Regions from separate parts of the Mus musculus genome. Here region 1 is linked to region 2. The links are chromatin loops, found by intact Hi-C in ENCODE. Cell type or tissue: gastrocnemius. All regions are shown on one strand. Each heading gives the region's core, and the rest is flanking DNA. Links, peaks and the distances in the headings are about the cores only. Region 1 overlaps Akap13 (A kinase (PRKA) anchor protein 13). Region 2 has its middle 38 kb from the start of Gm46017.

What was found. Peaks named below come from ENCODE experiments on the same cell type or tissue, not always from the same donor. Only the 100,000 strongest peaks of a DNase experiment are listed, where the experiment ranks them.
Region 1: a loop joins it to region 2, with 2.1 times the contacts of the local background. A loop is called at or near these places in 4 of 42 quality-filtered maps.

What each region holds. Positions count from the first base shown.
Region 1 is chr7:75,709,849-75,722,374 of GRCm38, forward strand. It overlaps Akap13 (A kinase (PRKA) anchor protein 13), which reads left to right. Exons shown (of 37, transcript NM_029332.1): 18 at 7,922-7,989; 19 at 10,281-10,347. Among named protein-coding and RNA genes, the nearest start is that of AU020206, 66 kb to the right of the region's middle. In gastrocnemius, for the core only: no CTCF peak of the experiment used is centred there; no DNase peak of the experiment used is centred there; H3K4me3 peaks cover 385 bases; H3K27ac peaks cover 6,001 bases.
Region 2 is chr7:75,393,516-75,406,041 of GRCm38, forward strand. No RefSeq gene overlaps it. Among named protein-coding and RNA genes, the nearest start is that of Gm46017, 38 kb to the right of the region's middle. In gastrocnemius, for the core only: a CTCF peak has its summit at 5,848; a DNase peak (open chromatin) is centred at 5,839; H3K27ac peaks cover 2,941 bases.

The DNA of each region.
Region 1 (12,526 bases), core at 2,098-10,097, 320 kb after region 2:
TTCTAGGAAATTTTATGGTTCCCAAAAGCTTTTCATATTTAACTCACTGGTTATATGCTTACATGTCTTTATGGACTAGTACTGGGAATTGAACCTGAAGCCTCCCATTTGCTAGAAAAGCACTTCACCACTGAAGTATATTGCCAGCCTTAGTATTAAATCCTAAAAGTAATGACAGTGGAGTGTGGTGGTATGGAGTGTGGTGGTGTGTACCTGTAATCCCAACACATAGAAGGCTGAGGCAGGTGGAGGACCATGAGTTTTAAGGCCAACCCGGGCTACATAGCAAGACTTTGTAAGAGAAACGCAACAAGGGCTCACCAGATCATGATACTTGTTGACCTCCTGGTTGGATCCTTAGAGATCCACATGACAGAAAGAGCTCGTCCTCTGCCCTTCACACACGTGCCATAATGTACCCAGCATAAATAGGTTTAACTGTGATTTTTAAATGTTTGGAAATAAAACAAGGGCAGAGGAGTTGGCTCTTCTGAGTCTTTTTTGTGAAGACTTGAGTTGAATCTTGAGAGCCCTTATTAATCCAGGTGTGGTATCATGACCTATCTATCACCCAAGGGATTATGGGAAATGACTGGAAGCAGGAGAATCCCCGGAAGCTTGTGGGCAATCGCAAACAACAAAGAGCCCTGTCTCAAACAAGGCAGCTCACTCGTGTTCTCTCCCTCCCTCTTTCCCTTCATTCCTTCCACTTCCCTCCCCTCCATCTCTCCTCACCCTCTCTTACACACACACACTCTCACGCACACACATGGAAAGTAATTCAACAAAGGTCATGTTCACAGATATTTTAAATTTCTATATATTCTCAAAATATATAATATATATATATATATATACATCATATATATCATATATGTATAAATGTATAGTAATGTCTACAGATAGCATATTATTATATAAAATATATACTATAACTCAAAATTCTGTGACACATTTTGGTCAAGGTTGTTCATATTAGAAAGAACTATTTTTTCCATACAGAGAAACCCTGTTTCGGAAAAAAAAACAAAAAAAAAGAAAGTACTATTTTTTAAAGAATTACATAAAACTCACACACACACACACACAAAATGACCCACCAAACATTTTCTTTCATTTCATAATTTTCCACGTTTTATTAGTAAATTTAGATGCTCAGTTAACACCAATCATTGAGACTGGCGTGGCGGATACTAGGATAATATGCACTTAGTCTTACGGATGTTCTAGACAGACTCAGTGTCTTTGCCAGCTCCAGCAGACTTCTTGTCCCTGCTTTAAATCTACCCACATCATTGCTCCATCTTACATCACAGACAGCATCTAGAGGATCATAACAGAAAGGATCAGGGATTGTTATTACCCCAGTAAGCAACCAAGGTCCAGAAATACATTTTCCGTTTGCAGTCACCCCACATCAGCAACCTAGGGAGGAGTTCGGTGGTTTAGCTACAGCTACTACTGTGCTCTAGAAGTAGTAGTGGAAGAGTTTAATCATTTGATGGTTGCAGCAAAGTTTGTGTATACCCATGTACGGCTTGCTTCTTTGGGGGGTGGGGGGGAGTTGTAGGAGTAGAGGCTTAAAAGCAATGGAACAGTATGTAATCGTCTTTCCACAAGCATGAAGGTAACTGCCTGATCCTCCTGACTTCTGACAGACAGGGCCTGCTATGCATATTTGTATTATAAAACCCCATCTATTATCTTTGCAGGAAGCGGGAGATATGAGTAATCCAGGGACTCAGAATCCTTTGTCTTTTCCCTTCACCCTTCCACCCTCCCTCCTCCCAGCTCATGTTCAGGATCTTCCCAGGATTCTCAGGAAATGTAGCATCCCTGCAGTTAGTCACCTACCTCCTGGGAAACCACTGTGCTTTTAGAAGACAGTGGCTTTTCTTTTTGTTTAATAAAAACCCATTTTGTCTGACCACTGGGTAGGTCTTAATAACCCAGACAGCTGCTCTCTCAGGCTCTGGCTTGTGATTTAGAAGGATCAAGTATAGGACATGACAGAGATGATGTATGTTGATGGTTTGCAGTGACTTACTCCTGACATCTGCACATCCGAGTATCCATCTACTTGCAAATACTAATAGTTTGGTAGGATGGACTTTTCAGTGAAGTCATCTTCACTGAGACCACAAGATTACCCTGGACCAGTCTGTCAGAACACACAACAATTGCCTGAAGAAAAGATCCTTTCTTGATCAACAAGACCACTTTATGTGCAGTTTGCTGTGGAATAACACAGAAGTGTTCATGATAATGGCCACAAAAACTGGTGGGTGGTACAGCATCTGTGTGCTCTCACAGTCTGCTTCTATGTTTAACAGAAAGCCTAAACCTCTGCTTGGGAATGTTTCAAAGTAAATGAATTTAGCAGAAATGTTAGGGGGACTTTTTTTCCCTTGGTCCAAACTGTACTCCTGGTTTAGGGTTAGTGGAGAAATAAATGTCTTTGCAGTTCTTCATTCTGTACCATGTAAAGCTATCTGTGGATAATCAACTGTTCTCTCTGGCTGCCACAAATAGTTTATTTTGTGGAAAGCTCAGTGGAGTCCTTCAGATTAAAGAATTTGTTACATTCAAAGTTTTGAATCTTGCCAGCGGTTTTATTTTGTTTGCATTTAACAGATGTAAAACGACATTGAGACTATTGTTGGTTTGTATTCTGTTGTGTTGGCATCTTCTGGGTGCTTTTGTGGTGAGTTATTTCTGTTGACCAAGACAGTAAACACCAGACTGACTGGACCCTAAGTAGGAAACATTAGTTAGACCTGCATGATGGTTGGGTTTTCCTTTGGATTTCTTCAGAAGCAGCAGCTCAGTAACTGGATGGTTTCTGAATTTAGAACCAGTCCGTTGCTTCTGTGAGATAGGAAACACAAACAATTGCCTAAAGAAAAGATCCTTTTATTTAGAAGAAAAGAAAGTAAGTAGTTTGAGCAATAAAGTCCATTCTCTATCAACAAGAACACTTTGTTTCTCTCTGTTTACCAAGGTTCTTTCAAAAACTGCTGTGAGGAGCAGTTAGCCAAAGTGGCTTAGCTCTTTTCTGTGGCTTTTCTCTCATTCTGAACATCAGCACTGTGGTTATTAACACTGGCTACTAAGAACGTCTCACATGGTTTTTGCATACAAGTACTATCAGTCCAGACCAGACAGCGCCTAAAAGTCCCCAGTGATTTTAAACAAGAAGTTGCAGAAAGAATCCTGGAACATGTGTTTCTGAGTTGCTGTTAGTTCCATGGGTTGGTTGGATTTTGTGTGGTTGGTTGGTTTGGCTTTGTTTCTGGGGGGTGTTTCTTTTCTTGTTGTTAGAATTAGAGTTTTCCATTTTCCCATAGGAGGAAAATGTTTCTATTTGTTCTTAACGGCCATGTGTCCTTAAAAAGGATCAATTTTTTTTCCACATAGATTTTTGCTGCTAGTAGACAAAACAATGCACTAAAGTGCTTTAATGTTCCTTTCTTCAAAAGTCTGGCTGCATATGACAGTTTTCCTGCTGAAAAAGAAAATGCGTAATATATAATGTTTCCCCGGAGATCTATCATGGATGATATGACAAAAAAAAATCATTCCCAGGCATGCAAATTTGTTCCATTTTCTTTTGTTAAATGTTCTCATGTAAGAGAAGATAGGGAGGGAGGGAGGGAGGGAGGGAGGGAGGGAGGGAGGGAGGCAGATAAATGGATGGGTGGATGCAAGCTGAGCTATTGGCTTTTAATTTCATAGAAATATGATTAAGGGTCAGCTCTAAGCCTGTGAACCACTGTACTTTGTGACTTTTTGAAGAATTTTGAAATAATGAAATCATCCCACTTACTGCTCTTAGGCACTGTTTTAAATATAAAGAAGGCCAAATCAGCTTTTTCTTTGTTATGAACATTTGATAAATGTTGAAGTTTGTTTTAAAAAAAGAAAGAAAAGGAAAAGGTGTAGCATAGATTTAAGCACAGCCATTGAGAGAAAAGTACTTAGAGGCAAAGGGCAGTCTGCAGCCAAGTGTGGGCTCCAGCTTCTCTGAAGAGCCCTGGCAAGTTTTCTTTCGTCTTCCTAACAACACAGTATGGTTTGTGGCAGTGTACTTAAAAATATACTAGACATGCCTTCGTGTCTTATATTTTTAATTGTCTATTTTAAAACAGATAGTACAGTTGTAAATCCCATGACTTTGGCTGCTGTCTGTGGCGCTAACCATTACTAATTCACTCACACCTAGCACTAAAACCGTTGTCCTATGTGTTGTGTCTAGGACCACTTGGTGACAAATTTAGTGTTTTTCCAGTAGATACTTCAGTGTGGTTAACAGATAGCCATGTGAACTGCTTATCACTACGACTTGTGGCTGTAATCCTGGGCATAATAAAAATTTCAGCTAGGTTGTAGGTTTGATGACAGTTAACTGAAACCGTGAATCTCTGTGAAAAGTTCTACTGGAAGCACATTCAGGATGCTATTTCTACTTTTGTGTCTCATGAAGTAGAATTGTTCTTAAATCTCAAACAGTGGTCTAAGAACATGAGAACTGCCAATGTCTCTTCAAAAGTACCATTCCCCTCACCCCTAAAAAGCAGCACTACTTAACCTTCTGAGGGTTGTTGAATCTAGAAGGAAAGGAGCAGGAGGGAACAGCTTGGAAGCAGTTTTGGTCAGGACTGTTTTTGTTTGTCACATTTACAGATCAGAATTAGTGCCAAGTTCTCAAACCTATATCCTCTCTTATTGCCCGCCCAACAAGCCCTGGATATGATAGAGTCAGAGTAAAACAAAAGAAAGGATGCATTTCGTAACTGTGATACTGAAATTAGCATTTCAGTATAATGGATGGCAAATATGGTAAATTACTATTTTCAAATGATAAGGGAATCTAAGGAGCTTTTGGGGGTAATACAGTTTGATACACTGGTGGTTTTCTAAGTAAGAGCTATTAATACAATATTATACATGGATAATATAATAGCAGTAGGAACTTTTTGGACCTCAACTTAAAATGTAAAAATATAGCTCAGTGATAGAGTGATTGCCTATATTGTATGAGGCACTAGGTTTGACCTCCATCGACACAGTGAAGGAAGGGAGGGAGGAAGGAAGAAAGGGTGTGTAACATTTTGACACAGTACTTCATCCTTCATTTTTAAAGAAATACACCTTTACAGTTAAAATTGAATTTGTTTCCCTATGTCAGTCTTCCTTCTTCCCTCCAAGTAAGCGTTGATGTCATCTGTGGCTCACAGTTCCCTCATATGAACAAAACTGGGTAGTAGTGGTTGGTTTGCTGTTGCTGTGCATCTCACTTTGCAGTTTGCTTTATTCTCCCCAGTGTTCTATTGTAGAGAACGGAAGTACTGAGCACATAGATGTAGATACTGGCATTTAGCTCATCTGTGGTACTGTCTTTCACACATACTTCAAGCTGTTCTGCTGCTTAGGATACGGGGCTATTTCCACTTTGACTCAGACAGAGCCACAAGGGCATCCTTGCGTCCTTGTGTATGGCACTAGTCTCAGTGCTAATTCATAAAAGTGACACACACTGAACCTCACTAGATGTTGTTAAATGACTTTCCAAAGTAATTGCATCGATTTCAGATGATGAGTTTCTACATTGCCATGTCTTCACAGTACTTAAAATGAGGGTGTGGTGCCTTTTGTCCGGTAGACTTGGAAACCAAAGCACAAGGAGAAGGGACTTATTCGGGGCTCATGGTGGTAACCAGAATTAGACTTAAATTAAATTTGGTTTGCCTGCCATGTGTCCTAGTCTCTTTTACATGTCAATAAGTTGACACAGCAACTCTCATATGTAGTCATGAAGATTATGTCAGGGCGTTTGGCTTAGACAAATAGACTGTGGGTCTATATATACATAGATATTTGAATAGACAATCATGATCCATGTACTGCACCAGAGAGTACAAGATCCTCAGAACAGGAGAAAAACCTCACAAAATCCCAGTGCTGTGTGACTGCTAGTGTTCAGAAAGGGATCTGTGAACCAAGCAGATATTGCAGTAACAACTGCTTCAGAAGAAATGGGGAAGGCCTTCAGATCTAGGTATCTGGCAGTCTCCTTCACAGTGGCAAGTTTCTCTTACCCCACAGTCCATAAGTCCAAGCCTTTAAGTCCAAAAGCATCTTGACCTTGTTGGCTAGAACAAGGTCTGTGGTACTCCCTGAAGCAACCGTACCTAGTGAACTGCTGTCTGATTTCCTGAGTGAGCCTTTCCCAGGAGACACACGCCTCTTCAGCTGTCCCCAAAGACAGATCTTTTGCTTGTTTGTGCTTTGCCTCTGGCCTCTTGGCACAGCCTGTTTTTATGACTTCATTGCAGCAGGAAGAGCTGATGACCTTTCGGAGGCCCAGAGTGCATGGTTTTTACATCAGTGGCCCTTGTAGGCCACGGGAATAGAAAACTAAAAATACTTTGAGATGAAATGTGTCATTGGTAAATTTGAATCTGGTTTGTCTCAGGAACTCTCCCATGTTCTCCTGAGTCAGGCTTCTCAGGGGTGTTTTGGGAGATTTGTAGTTAACCTTTCTTACATGGCTTCTCACTCAGGGAGTTGGGTACAAAAGCTCGGGATATTTGAGACCTCAGGATATTTCTTTTATCTTTTGAAATTATAATGATGTCATTTCCTTCTTCACTTTCCAACCTCCTAACTCTTTCACATACTTTTCCTCTTTCAAGTTCATGCCCTCTTTTTCTCAATAATTGTTCTTAGAAGTACTTGCATGATGTGTGCATGCTCTTAGATATATAAGTGTAGCCTGCTCAGGAATGTTACTTGTATGTATGCCTTCATGGTTGACTATTTGATATTAGTTAACCAGTCAACGTGCTCTTCCTTAGTTCTCAGCATTCCTTAGTTGCCTGTAGCTTTTTGTGTAGGGTTGAATCTTCCATGGTCTTTCCCTGTCCACATTAGCTTGTGTATTGTTTTTGTCCTTGTTCAGCATATATCTAGAAAGTCATGTTGGTGAGATTTTTATGGGTATATCTTCTGACATCCTAGGGAACACAATCTCATGGCAAATTCCCTGATCTTCAGACTATTAGAATCTTTCACCTCGTCTTGGGCAATGTTCCTTTGCCTTAGGTGTGGGAGTTGTTTTGTAAATGTATCCACTGGAACTGAGCTCCACAGCTCTGTATTTTGGCTGGTTATAGTTTTCTGTGATGAGCTCTGTCTCTTGCAAAGAGGAGTTTCCTTGATGAGGGGTAAGGACTACACTGATACCTATGAGTGTAAAGACAAATACTTAAAATATAGGAATTTTGCTGGTTTTAGTAAAATGGTGGTTGTAGATTCTCCCTCAAGATCCATGACTTCAGTAGCCATAATTGCCTAGGTTTCCACCTTGGTGAGTAGCTCTTAAGTCCAAATAGTGAACTGTTGGTTACTCCTACTGTCTTGTGTGTCACTAATGTACCCATAGGGTTATCATACTATGCTGGTTCATAAGCACCATAGCTTGGTAGGACTGTTGGTTGTTTTCTTCCTTTGGATGCTTGCATGGTTTCTTCAGATACCTCCTCTTGAAAAAGGAGATTTACATGTTAGTTCAGCTCAAGGCTTTCTGGGCCCTGTAGACATCTAGATGGAAGACATTTAAATTTTAGTGTTGACAGCCTCTCAGGCTTCCTGTCTAATAAATTCCTGACTTCTTCTTTTGGTTAATCACAAATACATCTGTTTCCTAGTAAAGAACTATAAAATGTGCTTTGGTTACTGGTACTGTGGGGTGGGTGGGTGTGTGTATGTGTGTGTGTGTGGGTGTGTGTGTGTGTGTGTGTGTGTGTGTGTGTGTGCACTCCTGCACATATGCTCTGTCACCTCCTTGCAGCAGTAGTGAGTAGCAGAGTCCAGGGTCTATCAGTTTCTTGTTGTGACCTTCCTTATGCTTCCTTTCCAGGCTGTGGTGCTTTTGTCCACAAAGGCTGCAGAGAAAATCTAGCCTCCTGTGCAAAGGTCAAAATGAAGGTAAGATAGTTCTAGCTGTTAGAATACTCAAGATCCATGGGCTTAAAAATACCAAAATCAGCTGGTCATGGTGGTTGCACACTTTTAATCACAGCACTTGGGAGACAGAGGCAGACAGATATCTATATGTAAGGTGAGCCTGGTCTACAGAGTGAGTTCCAGAACAGCCAGGGCTACCCAGAGAAACCCTGTCTCAAAAATCAAAGCAAAAAAAAAAAAAAAAAAAAAAAAAAAGTAAAATCTCCACATGTTAGAATTTAGATTGTAGTGGGTATTTTTTATTTGTTTTAATCATTTGGTGACAAATTTGAAAACAAATTAATCTAAACATAGTTGCTTATTAAAATGATCAATCACCTTCTTGATTAATACACTCAAGAATTTGAGACATTGAATAAAGAAAATGCTGAGCCAGAGACCAATCTTATAATCCCAGGACTTGGGAGACTGAGGAGTTCCTTGGTTTGATGTTAGCCAATTTGTCAGTGAAACCCTGTCTCCACAGAATTTTTAAGTAAAATGAGTGCTTTTTAGAAATGTCATGTGTTGGCCATTTCTCTGTGTTTCTGTTTAAGTGATTGACTTAACTAGCTGTACACACATCCTCTGCTACTGGAATCCCTCGTTTCCCCATCTAGAAGCATGAGGGCAACAGGTGGAAATCAGAGGCGTTTGATGTGTGATGGGGAGAGGGAGGGATCTCCTCCAGTTAGAACCAACCTATCTGGTTTTTTCTCCAAAGGTACATAATAGATAGCAGAGATGATACAATGAAAGAATGGCAAGTACCAATATTGGTGCCGTATGAGCGTGAAACCATGCCTTTTGGATAGCCTATGTGACTATGTCACTATTGTCAGCCATACATAAAGTGTACTTCTTCCTCAGAATACGGGTATGTCTACACAGATGCCCATCAGTAACCACGTTACTTATCACAGTGGTCTCAGTCTTGAGTGTTTATCAGCATCTCAAGGATCTTACTTAAAGAAATTTGCTGCTATAGCCCTTCTCCCAAAAGGTTTCCAATTCTGGAGTGGGCTGAGGAGTTCGCTTTGCTGAGGAGTTCCCAAATGATACTGATCATCCTCAGACCCCACTCCGGGCCATGCTGGACTAGTATGAAAATAGCTAACCTCTGTGCCTGGGTCTTCTCAGCTCAGTGATGGATATTTTGACTCACGCTGTACTTTAAAATTTTAGTTTATGAAAAGACTTAAAAATAATACCAATTCGATTTCTCTTTTCTCTCCCAAAACTGGAAGCTTCTCCAACCCTCAGCTCCTGGGTGCTGCTACCTGTGACCCAGCACTCTAGCTCCCCTCAGCCTGCTTGCTTTCCATTGTTCCATAGTGTTCAAAATCCTCTGGGACCATATTTTTCTGTCTTTTTTTTTTTAAAGATTTGTACCTTGCCCCCGCTAGAACATAGGCAGGCAGGCAGGAATCTCTGATGGATTAGTATAGTAGACTTGAGTATCTCGAATAGTGTCCGGTATGCGATAGAGTCTTAAAATTGGAAAGACTGGATAGCAGAGAACAGTCAGTGGGTGCTCGGTGGCTGCTGTTGAAATGGGAAATGCATCCCAGATGTCCACTCGTTCTAGCATCTCCCTACTGCTTCTGTCACTCACCATCTGTCCATGCACTCAATCTGTGGTGTTCACTGTCTGATAAGACTGTATGCATGGGGTTCTGTAGGACAGTGGCAGAGAGTGGCATCTCTTTTGTATATCATTATAATCTATATGGAGGCATTTTCAGTTGGAAGTGATCTACTTCCTCTTAGAGATCTGTTTCACAGTAAATGCTTCACTTTGTAATTTGTCAAAAGTATTTTTGTGCGTGTTCTCACAAAATATTACTAAAATTAGCATCCTACCTAAGATTGTAACACTTTACAAAGGCTAGTCATCAAAGAAACAGAAATGAACAGGGCACAGATAATGATCTCTTTACTAACTGACAGTACATTGGAGATACAGACAGGTAATTTCTACAAGCCAGAAAAAACTCTGCAGACAGCTTTGGTATCTGTAGCAAAGAGAGAGTACTTAGATCATCTGAAAATGGATTAATGCTTTGCCTACACAGATGACCAACAAACATTCCTGGGATGGGTCTGGGGATACACCTAGCCGCTTATCTGCAGCTCTTGGTGAGCGCAAAGGATAGCTAGTGGAGCGGGCCTGACCCAGCACAGTGTTCTCTTTTGACTCCAGGCTTCTGGAGACTTGATGGAAGATGAGTTTTCAGTGTGATCTGCATCTCTTTACCTTCTTTTCTCTTTAGCAGCCAAAAGGGAGCCTCCAGGCCCACGATACATCATCGCTGCCCACAGTCATCATGAGAAACAAGTGTAAGTAGCTTCAGCTCTCAGACGTGTACTCAGATGTTGTATTCCAGACTTGATGCTTTTGCTTGCTTGTCATTCTTAATCAGGATTGTTGAGGATAGCCTACGCTACCTAGCAAGAGCCTAGACCTATTTTGTAATGCACTAGGCCACTAGCTTCTGCCACATTTAATGACCAACAACTTGCATTACACCATCGAATCCTTCTTGAAGGTATCTGCCAGAGTGTGTGCATCAGCTGAGAGGTGGACTGGAGTTCATATGTGTGAGCAAGTTACTCGTGTGCAACTCAGTCTCCTCTTCAGCACCAAAGAAAATGGTTGATTTTAGTACCCCAGAGCAGTGTGACTCAAATGAGATATTACTGGTTAAACTTAATATAGCCCAGGAAGTTACATAAATGATTCTTTTGTTGTTTTCTTTCCCAGGGTTCTCAAATGTTACACAAAACTGAGTAAATTATATTCTGTCATTCACACTTTTAAAACCTGTCTGGGGCCTAGGAAAGTAACTCAGGCAAGTACAGCTATCTGCTTCCAAGCCTGACTAGCTGGGCTCATCCCTAGGACCAACATGGCAGAAGAGAACCAGCGTCCACAAGTCGTCACACACACACGTACATTTCAATTTAAAACACTATTTTGGCTTGGATAAGAGAGCTGAGAAAATAAAAGAGTTTGCCTCCAAGCCGGCAAAGTGAGTATAGTCACTAGAACCTGTATGATAAAGGAGAAAACCTGCTCCTACCGGTTGTCCTCGGGCTTCCATGTGAACTCTGTGGCACGTCTGTGGACACGTGCATACAGAGTACATTTTAAATCTAAAAACAAGGCAAAACTGATCTTTACCATCTTGTAAAGATTTCCCTTTAGGTTGGCAGCATTTTTCTTTCATTCCCCATTCTCTTATTTCTGTGTAGTATATTAAGGCATGGCCTTCTGACCTGCTGTAGTTATAGTCAAGTATATCTTTGGGAAAAAAGCTGCTATATTTATAGTCATGTATATCTTTGAAAAACTGTTGATTTGTACATTGATACATTAGATTATGACATTGTGCACTAAATGATGCCTTACGCTTCTATATTATTTCTTCACTCTGTCATTTTCAGAGTTATTGTAGGCTGTTGTTTCAGGCTGTTGCATGCTATACTTCATGAGCATACATTGTGTTTTAATTACTTCCAGCTACTACCATAAATAATGCAGCGGTACTTATTTATGAGTTGACTTCATGGGAACCTCTGTGACACATTAACCAAAGCAGTGCTTTCAGCATCTAGCGGGAGAGTCAGTACATGTACAGATTCTGAGACCTCCACCTAGGCCTGTGAGTCAGACACTGTGGCAGAGCCGTGTGGCATGTGTTTTATAGACCCTCCAGGTGATTTTGATGCCCACTCAAGCCTGGCAGCACTGCCTTGTGCCTTCTTTCTCTTACATGGTTCCTGGCCAGTCTGTCTGCCCACAAGGAGTGAGTTCCCGTTAGCTACATTAAGTCTGGTTCCCACCCATCCTTGAATGGAGACGGCTTCTAGACTGACACCCACTGCAGTCTGTCATCCAGCTTCCTCAGACAGTTTTCAGCCTTTAAACGTTTTTCTCTGCTATTACCAACTGTTTCAAAAGCATGTTTTCTTTCTCATAAGATAAAACAACTTTTTAAAATATCTTTTGCAAGCAAGGTCCCTTATATGGATTGCCTCTGACCCTCACAGATAACTGTTTATAGTTTATGTTGATAATACTCTGTAGAGGATTGGGTTTTATTATAAGATATCTGTATATATAATATACTTTTAAGAACAGTCCCCCATTAGTGTTTATCTCCATCCTTCAACCTTGTTTCACCTTCTCCATCTTTAATAGCTCCCATTTTGCCTTCGACTTTAATTCCCCTTTTTAATTCCATATGTGTAAACATGTAAGGCTGATTTTGTAGAATTATCTTACAAAACATATGAATCCCAATCCCAGCCGTTTCCCTTCAAATAAAAAAGAAAAGTGGGCTGGAGAGATGGCTCAGTGCTTAAGAGCACTGGCTGCTCTTCCAAAGGTTCTGAGTTCAAATCCCAGCAACTACATGGTGGCTCACAACCATCTGTAATGACATTTGACGCCCTCTTCTGATGTGTCTGAAGGTAGCTACAATGTACTTACATATAATAAATAAATAAAGATCTT
Region 2 (12,526 bases), core at 2,612-10,611:
TAGCTGGTAGCCCTGTCTAGCCTGGAGCTCACTATGTGTCACAGGCGTGAGCCACCATGCTCAGCCCATGGATTTCATTTTTTTAATTACTCTTTGGTCTTTGTGGATTCAGAAAGCTTTTACTGTAGCCAGATTTCTCATGACCCCTACAGTCAATTTCATGACCCCATGAGGTTGTGACTCACAGTGTAAGTCACAGCAGAGCTGTGAACTCTTAGTCAGGACTACTGGGACCCAAACCTTATGATTTTATTCCATCCTATTTTTAATATTTATTCATTTCTTTGTTTTACATATATTGCAGGAGTGTATGTATGCACATCGTGTGTGTGGGAGCCAGCAGAGGTCAGAAAAGGAGTTGGATCCTCGGAAACTGAAGATCCAGGTGATTGTGAGCTGCCTATCGCTAGGAACCAGACTTAGGTCTTCTGCAAGAGCAGCCAATGCTATTAACTGCTGAGCCATCTCTCCAATCCTGTGTTATTTGGATGGAGTCTGAAGAGTATCTGAAAATTTGCATCTGTGAGAGACTCTCGGGTGATACTGTTAGTCTCTGAGCATGCTCTAGAACCCACTGGAGGGTTAGAGATAGCACAGGAGTTATGTGCTTGCTATGAAAAAATCATGACCAGAGACCCCATCCTCAAATGAGAATGGCAGCTGGGGGCTGGAAAGATGGCTCAGTGGTTAAGAGCACTGACTGCTCTTCCAGAGGTCTGGAGTTCAATTCCCATCAACCACATGGTGGCTCATCTGTAATGGGATCTGATGCACTCTTCTGGTGTGTGTCTGAAGGCAGCTATAGCACTCATATACATAAAATAAATAAATAAATCTTAAACGAGAGGGGGGGCGGAATGGCAGCCTTCCTGTATTTCCAGCCTTGGAAATGTGGAGACAGAGTCCCCAGAGCAAGCTGGTTAATGATATTAGCCATATCCGAGAACTCTAGATTTGAGTGAGAGACAATGACCCATTGAATAAGGTGAAAGAGCAATTGAGGATAATTTCACAGCCTAACACACACACTCATGCACATACAATCACGCATATACACTCACACACACATTCACATACTCTCTCACACACTCACACATATACACACATACATACATTCATGCATACATACATACACTCACACACACATACACACTCATTCTCTCTCTCTCTCTCTCTCTCTCTCTCTCTCTCTCACACACACACACACACACACACACACACAGGACTGAGAGGTTAAAAAATAAATTAACAGTGCTTCCCTAATGAGTCAGCACAACCGGAAGTCAATCCTTTGACTTACTGTTCTAATTTCACAGCAGGGATGAAATCCACTCTAGCTCCTGAAGAATTGTAACATAGACACACATAGTTGCAAACACACACACTCATAAAAAGAGCTTTTTAGAAACATCAAGTTATGTTTTTTAATCTTTCTGAAATTCATACCATTGTAGTTTTAAATAGAAAACATGAAAGTTAAATTTGGTTCGAGGAGTAAGCCAACATTACACATATCTACTTTTAGAATGTGAAGTAATAACCCTCAAGGCATTAAGAGAGTTTGTGGCTATTTGCCCAACACTGATATTAAAGAGAGCACAAATCTAGACTTACTATTTGGGCTTTACCATCCTGTCAGTTGTCATCTGATTTCTGCTTTTATTGGTCCCACCTCAAGTTGTTCCGCATCGCCTCTTCTTTGCTGCTTTGTCTCTGCTACAGATTTTAAAATCCATAATAGATAGGAAACAAAACTAACAAAACTAAACTCATTGAAGGCCTGGATGCCCCGCCCAGAGATCAAGTGTGGACAAGGGGCTGGTTTTTCTAATTTCATATCTGACAAACTGCCAGCTGGTGCTCCCGGTGCTGGGCCAGGGACCTCACTAAGAATGAATGGAATTTCCCGATGAGTCTCTTCACAGGCGGTATCTTCTTCCTTCATCCACATTCTCCCCTCAGTGGGTGTAGTTCGGAGGTTTCCATGTCTACCTTCACTCAATTCTCCCAGCTTTTTACTACTTCCTTCTAAACACATTTCAAATTCTGCAATTATCCAGGTAATCAGTTAGGGCTGTAGTCTCCACCCTGACAGACAAGCAGGCCATTAACTTATTAGATGAGTAAATAGTAAAAATAGTAACTATCCAGCCCAGAGCAGCAGATCCCACCTGAAATTCCCTCATCTGGGAGGTGGAAACAGGGAGACCAGGAGCTCAGGGTTATCCACACCTACAGAGGAAGTTTGAGGCCAGCCTGAACTACAGGAGAGCCTGTCTCAAAACAAACAAACAAAAACAGCGCAGAGCAAAAAGGGTGTGTAAATACTCGTCAGTGATTAAACACTGCCTATAAATCAAATACAATTCAGATACATTTCATTTTTTATCTTATTTAACTTTCACATTTGTACATCTAGAAATGAAGAGCTCAGGCATGTTCTAAGTTGGAACGAGGGTAAATGGTCTCACTCCTCCAAGGTCATGTTTGCTAAGTGGTGTAGCTGAGTTTCAAGTAGAGCCAAACTATTATTTCACTAGTCTATGACTACTGTCCCACTGAAAGCAAGATGAACAGTGAGGTGTAAGGGAATATGGCAATCTGTGGTTAATTTAAAACAAACAAACAAACAAACAAAGCAAGCAAACAAATAAACAGCCCACAACAAACATACTGGCACCCACCTGCCAGTTCTTCTTAGAACCATTTTCAACCCATTGTCTCTGGTAGCCAACACTAATATTAGAGGAAGCATAAGTTACAAACCTGCATATATCTTTGCCTCATTTATTTGTGAATTTCATTTGCTCCAGCGCTCGGGAGGCAGAGGCAGGCAGATTTCTGAGTTCGAGGCCAGCCTGGTCTACAAAGTGAGTTCCAGGACAGCCAGGGCTACACAGAGAAACCCTGTCTCGAAAAACAAAAAAAAAAAAAGAAAGAAAGAAAGAAAGAAAGAAAGAAAGAAAGAAAGAAAGAAAGAAAGAAAGAAAGAAAGAAAGAAAGAAAGAGAGAGAGAAATATCAATCTAAAGAGACCCGGGAAGATGGCCTAGTGGTTAAGAGCACCCGCTGCCCTTCCAGAAGACCTGGGTTTGGTTCCAAGCAGCCACATGGTAGATCACAAACCCAGTTTCAGGGGATCCAGCTTTCTCCTCTAACCTCCCTTGGCATGAGGTGTACACACACGCACACACACACACACACACACACACACACACACACATGTGTGCGCACGTGCACAAGCAGAACATCCATACAAGTCATGTATGGATGTTTAAAAAACAAGTCATTTTTTAAAAAGCCAACTAAGGAAGCAGAACATCTGATGGAATTTAGAAAGACGAGTAGGTAAAATTGAAAAGGGTAGACATACAATAGAACTGAGCAGCTCTTCTCTACCTTATCCAATACCACCGGTTCATAGACTGGGGCAATTACACACACACACACACACACACACACACACACACCACACACCACACACCACACACCACACACCACACACCACACACCACACACCACACACACATACACACACACGCACGCACGCACGCACGCTGACATCTGCGCCATGTTTGTATTTTTGGTAGTCACAACTTAGAGGTGTTACCAACATTTTGTAGATAGAGTCCATGGACGATGCTAAGCATTCCGTAAAGCGTAGGATACCCAGCCTTCTCTACAGGAAATACTATGCAGCCCCCAATGTCAATGGTGCTTCGATAAAGAAGTCCTGTTTGAGTTAATAAACACAGGTAAAGGAGTTAGGGGTTTATACTTCCTGCAGATGCACATGTGCGCCACCTCTCTTGTCACGTTGGGAAAAGAAAGCCAAGACCTAGAGATAACCAAAGTCTGGCTTGGCTGTTTCCCGGTGCCCACACACAGACTTCGGAGGTCACATCTGGCTACTGTACCCTTGTTTCCTTCAGCTCAGGACACCTGAAGAAGCATCTGCTACCCACAAATCCTGTCTCCGCTAGGCTTTTGGCTGGCTTTCTCGGTTTGTCTCCAACCCAGGAAAGACAAAAGACATTTACAAGAAACGGAAAAGTGCATTGGAAAGAGCTGGCCAACATCAACCAGCAAAACTCCTGCCCCTGCCCTCAGCAGCGGCCCCACCTTCAGCAGGACCCGCCCACAGCAGCCAGACTGGTTTTCACTGCTGGCAGTCCCTGTTCTCAGAACCTTTTTGTCCTTGGTTTTAAATGACCTCATCCTCGACGTGCAGAATCTAGAACAGCACAGCTGTCACTAGCTGGCATCTCCTTAGAATTGTAGCGTCTCAGCCCCACCCCTTGACTCAAATCTCTTCATTTTACCAAGATCTTCGAGTGATTCAGAGGCAAAGCTCACTGATAGGGTTTATGAGTCAAGATAAAACTTCAAAGTGGGCAGCTGAAGACAGAAGCAAAGTTAATCATGTAACATGATATACAGTTTCTCTAAGAGATGTAGGCTGTGGATGGTAGCCTGCACTGTAGAAATGTAAAGGAATGTGTAGAAAAGGGGGGTGTAAATGTCATGTAAAAAGACACTTTTAAATGTTCCAAAGGGGTTCACTGTACCCAGCAGCTGAACAGCAACATAAGAGATGAGGTCTGTCTCTATAGCCCAGGATGACCTTGAACTTACAGCAATCCCCCAGCCTCAGCCTCTAAAAGGAACCATCACCTTAGCTTATTTTTTAAAATAGAAAACAAAAATGTTATCTCCCATTAAATGAGAAAAACTGATCTAATCAATATCCCCAATACAGCAATTCAAATATCAACTATCAATATCCCCAATATCAATTTTTATAAGAAAACAAAAAGTATATGTCTCACAATGTAGTCTGGGCTGCCCTAAAACTAGCTATACTAGGCTGGCCTCAAACTCATAAAGAGCTGCCTACCTCTGCTTCCTGAGTGCTGTGATTAGAGGCATGTACTACCAAGCCTGCCTAATACACACACACACACACACAGAGAGAGAGAGAGAGAGAGAGAGAGAGAGAGAGAGAGAGAGAGAGAGAGAGAGAGAGAGAGATTATTTTTAAAATAACTTAGGAAACAAGTTAAGGTAGATGACGCAGTTCCAACTTCAGGTTCACTTTCAGCGCATCCAAATTGGCTTGGTTTGATTCATCCAACAAACATCAGTGCCCTGGTTTATGCAGAGTTACAAACTGCAAGGAATGTAGCCACCCACACAGCAGCCAGTGTAGAATAGAAGCTTTGGGCTTTAGGATTGCAGCTAAGAAGGAAGGGAGAAAGGAAAGGAAAGGAAAGGAAAGGAAAGGAAAGGAAAAAGAAAGAAAGAAAGAAAGAAAGAAAGAAAGAAAGAAAGAAAGAAAGAAAGAAAGAAGAAGAAGGAGGAAGGGAGGGAGGGAGAGAGAGAAAGAAGAAGGAGGAGGAGGGGAGGGAGGGAGGGAGGGAGAAAGGAAGGAAGGAAGGAAGGAAGGAAGGAAGGAAGGAAAGAAGGAGGAAGACAAGCAGATAGAAAGATAAGATTCCGGGTCAGGTCTTGATTCTGGACTCACAGTCCAGAACACAGGCTCAGCTTGACTTGAGTACTTACTGACCTAGCCATGGCTCATGGTGAAACATTTTGTTTATTTCTGAGGCGGAGTCTTGCTATGTAGCTGTATCTCAAACCTTGAACTCGAAATCCCCCTGCATCTGCTTCCCAAATGCGGGACTTACAGGCCAGCACCACACATGGCTCTGGTAAAGGCTTCACAGAATAATGTCACCCGGTCTTGCCATCCCATTTGTGACTCAACAGCTCTCTCTGGCCTTCTCAAAAGGAGCAAGTTCCAGTTCCTAAGGCTCCCAGAGTTCTGACGCATATCTAGAAACAGCCACTAGAGGCTGCCCTTGGTTCCCTCACCCAGGACCTAGAAGGCCTGTACATGTCTGGGGGAGGGCTTTGTTCAACCCTGAACACTCTGTTCTGTCCTAACATCCCCACACTCTTCTGGGAGAAATCAACCAACAGGGAAATAAAACAGAGGTTTCTAGAAGCTGCCCCACCTACAAAAGGAGTTCAAAGGCCATTGAACTTTCAAGCTCAGGGAACATTCTGAGCTGTGGGGGGAGGACTCAAGTGTCGGGAGCAGAACTGACTCCTGAAATATGTCTGGAGAAATGTGAGCCAGTAAATCACAGTCCTGCCCAGGGTGGGGACCTAGGCACTTGTCTAAGGAAGGGAAATGGCCTGGCAATGTTAGTGAGCCACCCCACACCCCACCCCACCCTCCCACACTCACAGCTTAGGGCCCATCTTCCCTGATTTCAAAACTTGGACTAACAACTGTTTAAAAGCTTGACCAAGGAAAGCTGATAACAGTAGCAGAGTCAGGATGATTCTTTGATGTGAATTATAAACAGATCATGCAGTCACACAATCACATTATTCAAAACTCAAAAGAATATAGACAGAGGAGAAGCTGGGGAGATGACTCCACCATTAAGAGCGTTTGTAACTCCTGTAGAGGACCTGGTTTCATACAGGGGACCCACAAGGTGACTCACAGATATTAGTAACTCTAGTTCCAAGAGGATCTGATGGCTCCTTCTGGATTCTTTCAGTACTATATACACATGGAGAACAGACATACATGCAGGTAAAACAGAAAATTAGAAAAAAATAAAAATGAGTGTGGAATTATAACCAATAACAAGACTTCTGCCCCACTCATCCCCCAAACCTCCATCTTTCTCCATGTTCTGTCTCCACATACTGTGGTAACCACCATCGTTTCTACCTCACTGTATTATTTTTAGTGTGCTATTTTCTCTCAGACAGGCTCTAATGTAACCTCAAACTGGCCTCGTACCTGCTATGTGGCTGAGGATGATCTTTAACATCTGACCTTCCTGCCTCCACCTACCTAAGTGCTAGGATTTTAAGCCTGCATGGCAGGGCCCCATTTATACACTTACTGAGCCCAGGGCTTCAGACAGGCACTACTTCCTCAGGCTCCTCTTAGCATCCCTTCATGCATGGAGTTAACATAATACATATTCTTTTTTTCCCTCCATACCATACATGTTCCAGATTTTACTCTATTCCCATGATAAAATATTTCAAAGTATTTTTTTTTCACCAGCACATAAATGGCTTCCTCATTCTTTGCATCTCACAGCTGCACAGTGTCCCATTGTATAAAATAAAGCAATTTAATTAGGCTGCCTTCTATTGGTGGAAATCAGGCTGTTTCCCACTTTTGGCGTCTCTAAACAATGCGGCAGGAACTTCATACTCACATCCTTTTTCATGAGCCAGAGCCAGAGTCCTGCATCTAACTAACTCTACTTCATGTTCCTTGTGCTCTCAAGCCAAGGGAAGACCAAATAGAGAGGAGGTTTAACCAATAAAAGCTCCCATCTCCTCCGGTCCACTTTCCTTCCCTAGCTATAAAGTCTGTTTCTATCTCAAACAGTCACAGACACCGCGGAAAAAGAGCTCCTTCCAATTTCTCTCTCTCTATGACTGCTTCACTCTATTCCTTAAATACTGTGTGACTCCAACTGGGCTGAGCTCAAGATGAAATCTAAAGGTGGTCTGTGTAGAATGGGATTTCTGCTACCCTTTTGATCACACTGTTTTCTCCATGCCTTAGAGAAGTCCAAATCTTGCATCCTGGGCCAGCTAGTTTTATGTCACCTTGATACAAGACAGAGTCAACAGAGAGGAGGGAGCCTCAATTGAGAAAAATGTTCCTGTAAGATTGGGCTGCAGGCAAGTCTCTAGAGCACTTTCTTACTAAGAGATTTGATAGGGAATGACCCAGCATCATCACGGGTGATCCACCCTGGGCTAGTGATCCTGGGTTCTATAAGAAAGCAGGCTGAGCAAGCCATGAGAAGCAAGCCAGTAAGCAGCACCCCTCCACGGCCTTTGCACAAGCTCCTGCCTCCAAGTTCCTGCCTTATTTGAGTTCCTGACTTATTTGAGTTCCTTCCTTATTTGAGTTCCTGCCCTGCTCCCTTCAGTGATGGACTATGAATGTGGAAGCCTAAGCCAAATAAACCCTTTCTTCTCCAACCTACCTTTGGTCATGGTCATAACAATAATAGCCCAAACTAAGACACCTATCACAGCCTAGCACAAACCTGGATTTCAGTCTAGACCTTGAAGAAGACCCAGAGAAACTACCTGCTACTTCAGAATCCAGCATCTTCCACCATCTTTGGCTGTAATCTAAGGACTGGTACGTGAACAGAGGCAACACCAGACAGACCAAAGAAAGTCTACTTGCTGAGAGATGTCAAAGCTGTCACCCAGGTTCTCATTCTCAACAGCTATAGACATGTTGTTAATTCTTTTTATAAATAGTCTCAGGTTCACCTCTCAAGGTATCTTTTTTGTTTGCTTGTTTGTTTTAGTTCCCCAAAGTAGGAATCAGAATTAAGAGAGTCTTCAAAAGACAAAAACAAAACCAAGAGAGGGCATGTTGGTTTAAGTCATGGGATTCAGACAATCAGCTGCAGCCTTTGCCGAGAGGGTGTGTCCTTCTATTTTAGAGATGTTTCTTTAACTGCATACCATTGATTTCCTGGGTGAATGGCATAAGGCTAGGTAGGCACTCTTGCCTAAAGGAGATGCAGGGCCATACCAAGTGTGTCGAATACAGCGAGGGGCACAAACCCAAAGTTGTCTGAGGTATAATACAGCTAGCGAGCTATGCCTGGGTCTCCTTGAGAGAAGCATGTGGTGGGGAGAGAGGAGAACCAGGCTTGGATTCCTTGAGGACATGGCACTGAAGCCTTACAGAACCCTCAGGCAGAGGAGGTCAAGAGCAAAGGCCCAGTTGGGGGCACTAGGACCAAAAAGTAAGTCCAATTAACCACCTGGGGTAAGGGGTGATGAATATAGTAAGCTACTAGCTCCCAGAGAGCAAGACTTAAAGGGGAAAGTTGAAACAGAATTGAATTAGATCTCATAGTCCTTGCATATTAGCCATTCCTCTGATCTTACCTTAATTAGACTCTGATCTTAGCTTAATAAGTTCACCCTGACCCTCTTCAACAATTGGAGCGATGTTTCAGCAGAGTTCCCAACAAAGCCTTCCTCAACCGACTCAGCCCTTTGGTCTTATCTGTGACCTATGACCGTGTTCTACTAATCACAACAGAGGCTTAAGCTGCCTCTTAAAATCCACCAGCCTTGCACTACTTTCCAATGATTCCTGTGTCTTGCCCTCTAGTTACTGGCTGGGGAAGGCTAGGCCATAGCTCTCTTGATCCCAAATGTACTGGTTGGATTTTGTCAACCCGTCACAAACCTAGACATATCTAGAAAGAGGGGATCTTAATTAACAAAATGCCCCTATAAGATTGGCCTATAGGCATGTCTATGGTGCATTTTCTTAATTAGTGGTTAATGTGGAAGTTCCCAGCTAACCTCTGGGCTGGTGGTCCTGGGTTATATAAGAAAGTAGGCCAAGCAAGCCATGAGGAGCAAGCCAGTAAGCAGCACGCCTCCATGACTTCTGCATCAGCTCCTGCTTCCAGGTTCCTGCCTTGAGTACTTTCCTTGACTTCCCTCAGTGAAGGAGTATGAAACCTGAGAATTGTGCAGAGGATGAGACAGCCTGAATCTCACACAGCCAACACCTCACAGACAGAATATGCACTGAGGAGGGTTAAGCTCAGAGTCAAACCCCAGCCTCTCCATGCCTGAGCCTCACCCCTTACATCACGCCGAGCATGGTCTCAGTTTATTCAAATCTCACCTAGGGCCAAGTTCTTTATATCCTTTGTTCGAGCTATAGCAGGACTGAGCCATGTGCTTAAATGTCAGAATTTTTTAAACCTGCCACTCTCTTTCTGCCCCAAATAAAATAAAGGGAAATAAGCCCTTTCTTCCCCAAATTGCTTTTGATCATGGTATTTTATCAAAGCAATAGAAACCCTAAATAAGATACCATAAGGGTAGCCCCTTCCCCCTAAGAATGGAGACACAGCAAGACCTTGTTTCAAAGGAAGTTCTTTGACTGTCTGATAATGCTCTCAAAACCTACTCAAATTTCATACTAACCAATGAAATTCAAGTGCCTTACTTCTGCTACCTGCTCTTCTTATAATGACTTCAAACCTCACATTCCTCATCTGTAAAGTGAACAGAAAATAAAACATAAAATAAATATTTGCCTCCACAAAGTGATCGGATTAAAGCACTTGTCATATCATGAGCACACAATGAATGTGTGTTTCCTTCCTCTACGCAGCAATGTCTTTACTAAAAATGACTCTAAGGGCAGTAAGATGGTTCGATGGATAGAGGTGTTTACTACCAAGCTGAACAACCTGAATTTGGTCCCCAGGACCGAAATGGTAGAAGGAGAGAACCAACTCCTGCAAGTTGTCCTCTGACCCCCACACATGTATGTGCATATGTATACACACACACAAATACACACACACACAAAATGTAGTAAAAATGATCGTATTTTCAAATTTCCTAAAAATCAAAGACTTAATAAAATGTTGGGTTTTTTAATAAAAATGTTTAGGATATTAGCCCCAAACCTAGGATACCCAAGATATAAGATACAATTTGCTAAACACATGAAACTCAAGAAGAATGAAGACTGAAGTGTGGACACTATGCCCCTCCTTAGAATTGGGAACAAAACACCCATGGAAGGAGTTACAGAGACAAAGTTTGGAGCTGAGATGAAAGGATGGACCATGTAGAGACTGCCATATCCAGGGATCCACCCCATAATCAGCATCCAAACGCTGACACCATTGCATACACTAGCAAGATTTTATCGAAAGGACCCAGATGTAGCTGTCTCTTGTGAGACTATGCCGGGGCCTAGCAAACACAGAAGTGGATGCTCACAGTCAGCTAATGGATGGATCACAGGGCTCCCAATGGAGGAGCTAGAGAAAGAACCCAAGGAGCTAAAGGGATCTGCAACCCTATAGGTGGAACAACATTATGAACTAACCAGTACCCCGGAGCTCTTGACTCTAGCTGCATATGTATCAAAAGATGGCCTAGTCGGCCATCACTGGAAAGAGAGGCCCATTGGACATGCAAAATTTATATGCCCCAGTACAGGGGAACGCCAGGGCCAAAAAGGGGGAGTGGGTGGGTAGGGGAGTGGGGGTGGGTGGGTATGGGGGACTTTTGGTATAGCATTGGAAATGTAAATGAGCTAAATACCTAATAAAAAATGGAAAAAATAAATGTTTAATAAAATGTTTTTACAAATACAGAAGACAGTTAAATTGTATTATGTCTTACTTTTATGAGAATAAATATACACATCATACAGAGAGAGAGAGAGAGAGAGAGAGAGAGAGAGAGAGAGAGCACCTGGAGGGGAGTGGTTCTGGAAATTGACTCCAAGTTGTATAGGTTAAGCACAGACTCTATTACTAAGTTCCACTCTCACTCCTGAGCTCTGTATGTCTTAAATACAGCTGTGGATATAAGGAACAGAATACATGAATGCAAGCTAAGGGCCTATTTCCTATTCTGGACTCTGCCCACTCAGTGTTCCCTCCCCTACACCATGAAATCACCAGGAAAGGAAAGAGATGCCTGAGCTCCCAGCTCCTGTCCAATTTTAGCTCTAGGTGTTGGGGTCATGTGGAAGTGGCAGGTTTCTGAAATGCTGACATGCCGACACTTTAAGCACTTGGCTCAGCCCTGTTATAGCTCAAAGAATATATATAAAGAACTTGGCCCTAGGTGAGATTTCAATAAACAGACGATGCTCAGTGTGATGTAAGGGGGGGAGGCTCAGCTTCACCCTCCTCTACAGTATGACCTTGGGCACGGAGGAATAATGTCTTGCCACTGTACACTCCATCCATGAGATGCAGGCCATGTGAGATGCAGGTCCTTTCATCCTTAATACAACGTGGTGTGGTACTCCACAGATGGCCAATCCCCTCTCCTCCATGGGGACCTGTTTCTTCCACTTGGCATCTGTAGAGATGCCCAGATCAACATCACAACAACCCTAGCTGACCACCTAGTTACTTGTTGGAAATGCTCTTCCCTAGGTGGTTTTTGGTTTGCATTTTTCAGGATCTGTGATAGAATTATCTCCAGATTCTGAAGGCCATATTTGCCCAGGCAGAGCAGAAGGAAGAGTTTTGAGCTCCTACATGATATTATGTCATCTGGTGTCCATCACATAGCCCAGGGCAGTGTGTCACCCCATCATACTCTCTCTCCCATCAACCTTTCATGTCCCAACAAAGGCAGGCTCTAACCTTTCTAAGAAAATCTTATCTCCAACTGGGACTGAGTCCTTTTCATACCCAGGCCTGGGGCTCTGAGTGTCTGTTTTCTACCCTTCTGTCTCCACTTTCTCTTGAACTTCTTGTGGGCATTTCCTTCTCTTTTCAGTGACTTCTTGGAATCTTCCTTTGCTTTGTGCTTTTCTTTGCTATGATTCAATAACCAAGATTATAAACGCCAGTACTCTCTCCTTTGTACAGTACTCATCTAGTCTGTTTGTACTTGCTGTACCGGGAAGAAATCCCAGGGACAGCCCATGCTAGGCAAGGGTT